Linked DNA regions of Homo sapiens: region 1 is linked to region 2. Evidence: read pairs that join two places in POLR2A ChIA-PET (ENCODE). Cell type or tissue: MCF 10A. All regions are shown on one strand. Links, peaks and the distances in the headings refer to the core of each region. The heading gives the core; the rest is flanking DNA. Region 1 overlaps LOC643327 (a long non-coding RNA gene). Region 2 overlaps SLC22A23 (solute carrier family 22 member 23).

What was found. ChIA-PET counts read pairs that join two places held together with the same protein. Peaks named below come from ENCODE experiments on the same cell type or tissue, not always from the same donor. Only the 100,000 strongest peaks of a DNase experiment are listed, where the experiment ranks them.
Region 1: POLR2A ChIA-PET joins it to region 2 with 6 read pairs; 5 of 35 experiments call an interaction of 5 or more read pairs at or near these places.

The regions. Positions count from the first base shown.
Region 1 is chr6:3,468,705-3,474,080 of GRCh38, forward strand. It overlaps LOC643327 (a long non-coding RNA gene), which reads left to right. Exons shown (of 2, transcript NR_147844.1): 2 at 182-306. Among named protein-coding and RNA genes, the nearest start is that of SLC22A23, 14 kb to the left of the region's middle. RefSeq lists a cis regulatory region at 4,340-4,820 and an enhancer at 4,431-4,725. In MCF 10A, for the core only: no CTCF peak of the experiment used is centred there; a DNase peak (open chromatin) is centred at 4,567.
Region 2 is chr6:3,388,774-3,394,149 of GRCh38, forward strand. The region is part of intron 3 of SLC22A23 (solute carrier family 22 member 23); the gene reads right to left. Among named protein-coding and RNA genes, the nearest start is that of SLC22A23, 66 kb to the right of the region's middle. In MCF 10A, for the core only: no CTCF peak of the experiment used is centred there; DNase peaks (open chromatin) are centred at 1,258 and 2,138.

The DNA of each region.
Region 1 (5,376 bases), core at 230-5,229, 80 kb after region 2:
CAGCTCTAATGGTAGGTCCTGGCTCCACCTTCTCCCGCTTGCCCTGTCTTGCTGCAGACACGTTGCTTTGCATCTTGGACAGAACCAGAAACGTGACACATTCCTAATAACCTTAATAATCCTCACAGCTAGCATTTCTTGAGCACGCGATCACCTTTCCACATATCTCATCTCACTTAAGGTACCCTACGCGAAGGAAGGATCATTGCACCATTACGGAGACGAGGATACAAACTGTCAGGCCTCTGAGCCCAAGCTAAGCCATCACATCTCCTGTGACCTGCACATATACATCCAGATGACCTGAAGCAAATGAAGAACCACAAAAAATAACATTCCACCATTGTGATCTGTTCCTACCCACCCTAACTGATCAATTGACCTTATGACAATACCCCCTCCCCGCCCTTGCAATAATATACTTTGTCATACTCCCCCGCCCTTAAGAAGGTACTTTGTAATATTCTCCCCGCCCTTGAGAATGTACTTTGTGAGATCCACCCCCTGCCTATAAAAAATTGCTCCTAACTCCACCGCCTATCCCAAACCTATAAGAACTAATGATAATCCCAGCACCCTTTGCTGACTCCTTTCTTGGACACAGCCTGCTTGCACCCAGGTGAAATAAACAGCCTTGTTGCTCACACAAAGCCTGTTTGGTGGACTCTCTTCATACAGATGCGCGTGACACAAACCTTAAAAGATGTTAAGTAACTTGCCCAAGGTCATGCAGTATCAGAACCAGGATTCAAAACAGAAACTCAGACCTGTCTCATGCCAATGCTTGGGACTCTCATCCACTACGGTTAGCCATCTCCCCCAGATGGAAAGAGTGGGAAACTTCTGCCAGATCTTTCTGATTCCATGGGGTAGATGTCTAGATCTGACAGGGCTCATCTCCAGTCGGATGCATGTCCACTGCCCCTTCCTCTCCCTGTCCTCTCAGCAAGAGTTGGGCCCAGTGGGCTTCTCTGACTCATACCTTTGCTTCTGGAACTGGCTTCCTCTCTGCCCCAATACCAGTGACCTTGGGAAATCCCAAATCACTTCCCTCCAGGAAAATGTCCACTTCCAGCTCCTCAGGCCAGTACTGTCAACCACTGCGCGCTCCCGGGAGCCATCCCTAAGCCCTTGAGCCCTCTGGAAATCATTTACAAAGTCAGGAGGATCATTTTAGCATTAGCCTTTATTCCCTGAACAAAACAGGCCCCTAGACAGTGAGGGCTTCTTATAAAGTTGCCTGACTCTCCTTTGCTTTGGGTTCCGGGATAGACTCAAAACCTCTTGAGTATAAAATTCTGTAACTTCCACTCTGTCTTCATTATGTGAGATGTTCAGAAAACCCCACTATTGGAAACAGAACTCACTAGACACTCAGGTAAACTACTTTGGCCTTTCATTCGACAGCCACCGTTATTTGAGGCCCCTTAGGGATTCACCATCGGTGCCTGGAGCGAGTTTGAAAGTCATCAAAGGAGCCAGGTGTGGCTCTGGAGGTCCTCGGGAATCTCTCTCCAGAAGGAATCCAATCAAGGAAAATCTAAACTGTTTCCTGTGACTGTGTATCATGGTTTTGCCCTTTTCCTCCACCTAGTTCATTTTAAGAGGATCTTAATGCTGCCTATCAGATAAGAATGTTATGTATAAAATTAGATATTTTAATACAAGCAAGCCTGGACTTGTACAGACAAATTTCTCACCTCTTCCACAGAGGACAATAGACTTCTGAAAAAGGTGCTGTATTGTCTAAACCCCTCTGGCCCCCTCTTCCTGATATTGCATTTGGAGTCTGCCGCACGTTCTTTTGAATAGTCTCAATTGTGAGAAATTTTTTATGCTCTCGACTTTAAGAAAACTGAGTAAAAGTCAATTGAAACCAAGTTTAGCGATTAAACTGAGAAATACCATTTGGGGTTTAAAATAACCCGTGACTATAAAATAAGAAGGAAGGATTTCTTTTGTTGTTCTTCGAGTGGCTCTGATGGTAATTATTTTCTTCTGAGACACATGAAAGCTTCCAGGAAGGAACCCTCATCCGGGTGGGTGCAGTGTGGAGGTGGGGTGAGATTAGGCCTCTGACTGCGAGAGAGCCCGCTTTCTTCTCTATCGCTACTTTCAAACGCCACTCCTTTTGATGTTGGCTAAGAATTTATCCTTCACATTTCCATTTAACGAGAGTGACAATGTGTCTAAACCCCAAGAGGAATTGGCTAAGAATTTAAATCATTCCTTGCCCATATGTCCTCTCCGTAAAGGTACGTTTTATATTTGTAGCTAGTCTCATAGGCCTAGCTTTCGAAGACGGGTAAGGTAAAAGAACCAGAAAACAAAGTCGAAATGGTGTCCCCTTCCTGTAGGCTCGCTTTTCTTTCTTTCTTTTTCTTTTTCTTTTTTTTTTGAGGCAGAGTCTCACTCTGTCGCCCAGGCTGGAGTGCAGTGGCATGGTCTCGGCTCACGGCAACCTCTGCCTCCCAGGTTCAAGCGATTCTCCTGCCTCAGCCTCCCGAGTAGCTGGGATTACAGACGCGTACCACCATGCCCGGCTAATTTTTGTATTTTTAGTAGAGACCGGGTTTCTCCATGTTGGCCAGGCTGGTCTCTAACTCCTGACCTCAGGTGATCCGCCTACCTCTGCTTCCCAAAGTGCTGGGATTACAGGCATGAGCCACCACGCCCAGCCCTCTTTTCTCCACTTTTGATTCCTTCCCTTCTTCCTTCAAAGGAGCACGCAAGGGCCAGGTCCCAGTTCCTGTCCTCAGCTCATTAGATCACAGGTTGTGAAGAGCTGGCACAGATTCAGCACACTTGGAGCCAAACACAGCTGTATCAATAGTTTGATAGGGATCTTCAGTTGCCCAGATTAATATGCTTATCAGCTGCTCAGGGAAAATCATTCAGGTGGCCCCTCTCCTTCCTCCGATGACCGAACCCCACCCCATGGTTTCTGGACTCCATCCCAAAGTCTCTAATTTTCCCCTCAAAATTGATTCTTCACTTGCTTAGGTAGTGTCTACACTGGAATTCAGCCTCACTGTTTGAAGTTGTCTGTTACTAGGAGAGTCTGTTTACATTAAGCCCAAGTGTGAACTCTCACTAATTAACGCCATTATGTAGCTTTGCAAATAACCACTTGTACTTATGGCCAGGAGAGGAACATTCTTTTTACTGGTTCCAACAACTGCCTTAAGGTCCAGTGGTGGTTAGTCACAGTAGAAGAGGGAAGGCAGCCGCTGGCTAAGGGCTGAGCTTGCTTATGTGTTGGCTAGTGCACCACAACTAGTTCTCTTCCAAGACAACGAGGAATTAATCATGGCTGCCTTTCTCAGGACTGTGAGGTTTTTGAGTGATAGCAAATAATGAAGCTAAATGGAGCCTCTAGCCATCTACTGAACCCCCCCATTTCTAGGAGAGGAAACAGGCCTAGGAAAGTGGAATCCTTTGACCTAAATTTAAGAGTTTATTAGAGGCGGCCGGGCCCGGTGGCTCACACCTGTAATCCCAGCATTTTGGGAGGCCAAGGTGGGTGGATCCCTGAGGTTGGGAGTTTGAGACCAGCCTAATCAACATGGAGAAACCCCATCTCTACTAAAAATACAAAATTAGCTGGGCATGGTGGCACATGCCTGTAATCCCAGCTACGTGAGAGGCTGAGGCAGGAGAATCACTTGAACCCAGGAGGCGGAGGTTGTGGTGAGCTGAGGTTGTGCCATTGCACTCTGGCCTGGGCAATAAGAGTGAAACTCCATCTCAAAAAAAAAAAAAAGAAAAGAAAAAGAGTTTATTCGAGGGTGATACGGTCCTAGAGCTCAATTCTTCTGGTTCCCAGCCAGTACATTCTCCATGCTGCCTCCCTGCAAACCGAATCTGTGTAGAACACCTTCGTTTCACCAGTAATGAAATGGCTGACAATAGGGTATTTTCCTGTCTTGCACAGATGATGGGTTACACGGTCATTTCCCAGCTTCATCTCTCTGGAAACAGATGGCTTAAATCTATTAAAATGGGTTTTCTCTGAGTTCTTCCATGAAACATTAAGCTCTGGGAAGGTCCAACTGTGTTTCCTTCACATTTAGCACCTAGTAAATGGTGCGAATGAAGGGTTAGCATTCAATAAATGGTGAATGAAAGAAGCAAGGAGAAACTAGCTATCCCATCAAGGACCAAATTGGCTGCCCTGTTAGTTAACCAATTAATGTAGTTAACCAGCCACTGGTGGAAGCAAGTTCCACTATGGGAAGCTCATCTTGCACTTCTATTATCTGGATGAGGTTGCTTTATTTTAAAAACATCAGTGCAATATTTAAAATTCAAAATAAAAGTATTACTCATCCAAAGTTTCTCTTTATCTCCAGATCCTTAATGATATGAGTCCTCAAAAGAGAGTCAGTAATTTTAAAAAGAATAGTCTCTCTTAGGAATTCTGCCCTGCTTGGAATTTCTACGCCTTTTTCAAAATTTCTAATTCTTTTTCTATCAATCTCTGACCTCAGCACTCAGAGTCTAGGAAGAGCTTACTCATGTCCCCCAGGGATCATTTCACAAACATCTGAGAGCTCCTCACCAACCAGACAATGCACAACACTGGCTCCCATGACTCAGCATGAATTCAGACACACACACACACACACACACACACACACACACACACGTGGGTGGTTTCTGCGGGTGCTCTGCAGGAGCTGTGTTTGGAGCGGTTTGGGATGGGCTGTGGGGCTGAGTGAAGGAAGGCGGCCCAGCTTCCAGCTCACTCTTTCCTTTCTGGTAACATAATTAAAATGCTACACTAACAAAAGTGAAAGAGCTTTGCAAAGTTAAAAATGGTGCAAATTCATTATTTGTTAAATGACACTAATAATGAATTAGTATCGTTATTATTATTATTATTATTATTATTATTATTATTATTATTATTGAGACAGAGTCTTGCTCTGTCACCCAGGCTGGAGTGCAGTGGTGCTATCTCGGCTCACTGCAACCTCCGCCTCCTGGGTTCAGGTGATTCTCCTGCCTCAGCCTCCCGAGTAGCTGGGACTACAGGCACGTGCCACCACACCCGGCTAATTTTTTGTATTTTTAGCAGAGACAGGGTTTCACTGTGTTAGCCAGGATGGTCTCGATCTCCTGATCGCGTGATCCGCCTGCCTCTGCCTCCCAAGTGCTGGGATTACAGGCATGAGCCACCACACCTGGCCGTCATTATTATTTGGCATGAAAGTGACTTCCAGTTCCAGTGACTGAATGTGGAGGGGGAGGGGAAAGGATGGCTGCTCCAGAAGGGATTGGGTGGTGGACTTATTTATTTTTTCTCTTTTTGGCAAATAAACTTGACCTGGTGATGGAGGCTTCTTTCAGCACCAGAGCCTAATGCAGATGTCT
Region 2 (5,376 bases), core at 199-5,198:
TGAACCTTGAAGACATGATGCTAACTGAAGTAGATCAGTCACAATAGGACAAATACCATCTGATGCTACTTATAAGGTACCTAGCGTTGTCAAATTCAAAGAGACAGACAGCAGAATGGGGGTTCCCAGGGGCTGTGGGGAGGGGGAATGGGGAGTTCGTATTTTTTGCAGACCAGAGTTTCAGTTCTGCAAATGAAAAAGTTCTGTGGTGGCTGCGGGCGTGGTGGCTCACTCCTGTAATCCCAGCACTTTGGGAGGCTGCGGCGGGCAGATCACTCGAGGTCAGGAGCTCGAGACCAGCCTGGCCAACATGGTGAAGCCCCATCTCTACGAAAAATATAAAAATTAGCTGGGTGTGGTGGAGCATGCCTGAGATCCCAGCTACTCAGGAGTCTGAGGCAGGAGAATCACTGCAACCCGGGAGGTGGAGGTTGCAGTGAGCCAAGACTGCACCACTGCACTCTAGCCTGGGCAACAAGAGCAAAACTCTGTCTCAAAAAAAAAAAAAAAAAAAAAAAAAAAGCAACAACAACAAAGTGCTGGGGCTGAATGGCATGACAGAAGCACGATGCGAATACGCTTAACATTATTGAAATGTACACTTAAAAATGGTTAAGATAGTAAATGTTATGGGATATGTTTTCTATCACAATTGAAATTGAAGTCTATGCAGACAATTAGAGTAGGAGACTGTGACCAGAGAAACAAGCTGGTGAGCGCTGAGGAGGCAGTCAGGGAAGGCCTCTCTCAGCAGGGAGGTGGGGCGAGGAACAGAGACAATGTCTCCACAGAGTGCTTGGCATCCTTTCTGTCTACTGCTCTCTTACTGCCCGGCCTCACCACCATTTCAGGCTCACTACAGTCACCCCTCCTCCCACTCCATGAAGCCCTAAACTCCTCAGGGTGGTGGAATCACTCATGGAGATGGCCTAGAGCCTGTGCAGGAGAAAGTACAGGGATGAAGTTATCCTTCCTGACTTACCGAAGGATCAGAATCACCCCTGCAAAGCAGGCATAAGGGGAAAGGGAGCTGGTACGTGCATTTCAGGCTGCTGCCAGCTGCTTGGAATCCACTGCACAGCACCACACCCGTTAGTGGAGAACGGCCTTGCTGGAACCGGTTTCAAAGATTCGCTCTCATTGTTGCCTTTTGGCTAACTTCGCAAAGCTGATGTACCCATCCTCCAAAAATAAGACTCAGCCAGTCAAAGGATGGGCTAAAATACAAAAGTGACATCATCACTTTGCATTTCAAAAAAAGGCCTGGTTTGGGATGAAATGAACAGAGTTCTCCTGGCACGGCATCACTGGGCCAGTTGCCACCATCCGTCCGTGGGCTCATCCGGAACAGCAACCAGCGGTGAGCCACAGTCAGGAAAAGGAATGAGGCTCTCTCCATAACCTCCAGGCCTATGTTAAACTTCACATCCAATGACACCGAGGAGGAAAGGTACCGAAGAAAGAAAGCAGAACTGCCTGGAAATTGAAACACTCAGCCATCTCAGGTAATTGGCCTCAATCACAGAATACTACTCAATTAGATTTTAAAAGATGCCCCTCTGTCAGAATGCAGAGAGATCTAAGTAGATCCTGCATCCCTCTTCTCTGCCCCACTCTCCCTCTCTCCTCCCTCCCCAAAGTCCAATTAAGTCCAAGTGCCAACCTAACATGAGAAGGCTAAGAATTCTGTTCACATCTACCATGACCTTAGTCCACAGGATCTCTCATGAGAAGAAAGCCACACAGTTGGAGTGAACTCTAGTGCTCCCCGGGGCCTAGAGTTCTGAGGTACACTTCGGGTTCACTTGCAGGTTTAAATGTTACCTAAGAATAACCTAATGCAGAGATGTACACACTGGGGCCACTATGGTTCTATTTCACTATGGATCAGTTCAATGCACCAAAAGCTGGCTGCCACTCAGCATCTCTGAGCCTGGTATGTATCAGTGGACCCCAAGTGGGGCTATGGAGTGTACTAAACATCATCACTGAACATTTATATTCTAAACATCAGTCTCAGGCCCTACAGGCTTCAATAATATGCTGCCTATCTGCCAAACCACTGGCTTCCAATGCGGAAGCTGGAGTTCTGCCCAGAAGCCGCACCCAGAGATCTGAGGGAACCATGACACTTACTGTTGATGTTGGCGCCTCTTTTTCCGTGAATTTGGTCAACTGCCTGAATGGAATGAAGAGAATCATACCCTGACTCATTAGAGTGATGAAAAATTTCTCAAACTTACCAAAAATGCCCCTGACAAGAAGATACAAGATCAGCCCTGTCCCTTCTCTCACGGAGCTACAATGAAAATAACAGCAATGACTCGGGGGAATCAACCAGTAATGGTAAGGAAAAGGAAGAGAGTGACTCTAGGTTATCATTCATTATTCACCATTCCCCTTTTGGGCTCATGGAAATGTGATTTGCACACAAATGTCCTCACCAGCTCATGGAGACTTTATTCTTGCTGATATCAATTCATTAATCAATACCTGTAGGATGTGGGTTGAGCAACAGGTTTTGAATCCCACCAACTGTTCGGGCATCCACGCCAAATCCATCTGGGTCATGAGGCTTTGTGAGAAATCTCAGCAAATTCCCTCTACTATTCAAAAACACTTGTGATATATCTCTAATATGTGGGAATTGGACTAAAAAGTCTAGCCCTTCCAGCTTTAACAATTTAGAATCACATATGTATATCTATTCTGCAATACTGCGGCACAGATCTTCATCGTGTTCCATGAATTCATTCATTCATCATGTTCCATGAATTCATTCATTCATCAAACTAGTATTTAGATACCCATTCTGTGCCAGGTGCAAATCCAAGCACTGGAAATGGAGTGGAGAGCAAGAACAATAAGGACCCTGCTTTCAAGGTGTTTCCTCTAGAGTGGATGAGTGGTATGCGGAGATACAAATACACAAATAAATGAAGGTATTTTAAGGTAGGGCAGATGCTTTAAAAAAGGCTGGGTGAGTCTGAAGAAATTGTTTGGGTACTGATTAGACTAGCTAGCCTGAGAAAGTTCCACAGGCATCAACTGAAAAGCGATCATAGTGACAAGACCGGACCAGGCCTGCAGAGGTCTGGAGGGGAGCATTTCAGGCAGAGGGAAAGGTGAGTACAAAGGAACTAAGGAGCAAGCAGGAGCTGAAAGATCCATCTGGCTGGACACAGTGCAAGATCAAAGGGCCAAACCATGCAAGATAGCATGGACTGCAGTAGCATTTGGAATGCACGATGGAAGCTGTTAGAGCGTGTGGCAAAGACCACCAGTCATCCTCCAAGACCATGCTCCCCTTCTTCCTACAGGCTCATAGCTGTACAAAACAAGACCAAGTTCTCCAGCCACCCTTGCAATTGGGTGTGGATAGGTTGCTGAGATCTGGCCAATGGGATGTGAAAAGTGGTACCCATGACTTCTGAGCAGTGACCTGAAGGGGAAGGAGTGTTCCTTCTTCCTCTTTTCCACTGCTCTGCTGGCTGGATTAGGACAGCAGAAGGGGCCTGGGCTCCCAGTGTCATGGGACTGCCACAGCAGCCCAGGACTGACTATATTGATGATAGAAATAAACTCCACTTTGTTTAAATCCCTGTTGTTCTGGTTTTAAGTGCTTTCAGAAATGAAGCTATTGCTAACTATATAGACAGATCGATGCAGGAGAGTAGAAGCTCTGATTCAGGCTGTATGAATATCACCCTAGTTGTAAGTGAAGAATGAGCTGTAGAGGTCTGAACAGGAAGCAAGAAGATCAGTTAGAAAGCCATTGTGCTTAGTTTTCCAGGCATGAAATGAAAAGGCTTTGCCTCAGGGGGTGGCAGTGGAGACAGAGAAATTGAGGGACTCAGAATGTAATTTGGAGGAAGAACTGAGAGGATTTGCTGATCAAGGGAGAGAGAGAGAAGAAAGGGTGACTCTTACCCATTTTTGGCTTGAGCAACTGCATGGATAATGGTTCTAGGGAGGGATGGCTCTGAGGATGTGGGAGGAAGGAGGGTTCTGTTTTGGCCACACAATCTGAAATGCCTACTGGACATCCAAGTGGAACATCCACAAGGCAGTAGGGTATACGATTTTGGAACTCAGCAGGGAGGTCAGAGTTGGTGATATACACCTGGGAGTCTCTGGCCTATGGAGAGGTGAATTAGTGCCATGTTTCTAGCAGAGCAGACACACAGAGAGTGTAGATGGAGAAATGTCAGGAGCCCCAGATCCAACCTTTGGAGGGAGGGCAAAGGAAGGGAAAAGCCAAGTGGGTGAGGTATCATGAAAGCAAAGAAGAGGGTGTGGTCAAGCTGGGTCAGACACTGCTGAGAAGTTCAGATAAGCAAAAGAGAAAATGACCAAGCCTGTGGCAGCCTGGAGGCTGTGGGTTATCTTATCAAGGGAATTCCACCTGAGCAGCGGGGGTGACGAAAGCCTCAGTGGACTGAGGCAAGGACGGAAAGCAAGGCCCCAGAGACAATGCTTGGGGCTCATGTTTGGAGAAGTTTTGCTGTGAAAGGGAGAAATGATGCTACTGTCTCTAATTCTACTTGCTGCCTGAACTGGGCCCATCCAATATAATAGCCACGAGCCATACGTGGTTACTTATGTGAATTAAAATGGTTTTAAATGACAAATTCAGTCCCTTAGTTACTCCTGCACATCTCAAGCACTCAATAGCACACGTGCCTAGTGCTGGACTATTGGGCAGTGCAGGTAGAGAACATTTGCCTTGATGCTGCAGGTTCTCTTAGGCAGCTCTGACCTAAACCCTCCTCTAAGTTCCTCTTTGAAACTGTTGATTATGCTTGGTTTGCCTCATAGGATGATGTGAGCGGGAAAATGGCAGCAGAAATACATGTTTCCCACTTGATTTTCCTTTTATAACTTAGACATGTGACAACCATTGCTCCACGCCTTTGTCCAAATTCTTTGGGTTCATGTTTACAAACTGTTTATAATAACTTTCAACGTTTGAAGAGGGCAGCGGTCTGCATAGCTTCTCAGCGGGTAATTATTCTCAGGTTTTCAATCGTTCCTTCATTCGGAGTTACCTCTTCATCCCTCTGAAAAGAGGATAGGAACGAGGCAACGGCCTCTCAGGCCCTGGAGATGGTGTGGCTTCTCCCTGTGCCCTTCCCTCCTCTCCCTGCACTCCACACAGGCATCACAAATGGAAAAGCCAACTGTGCAAACATTCGCTTCTACCGTCACAAGGTGAAAAGGAAAAATGCCAAAAAGGAGAGCTTGGAAACACAGCAGAAGAGCAATGACCCCCTGCAGAGAACATGAAATAAGATCCGGCAGTGACCCCACTAAAGACACGGAAAATAAGGTCCAACCCAGAACTGGTCAGAGAACACCACTGTGCTTTAGAGTAAC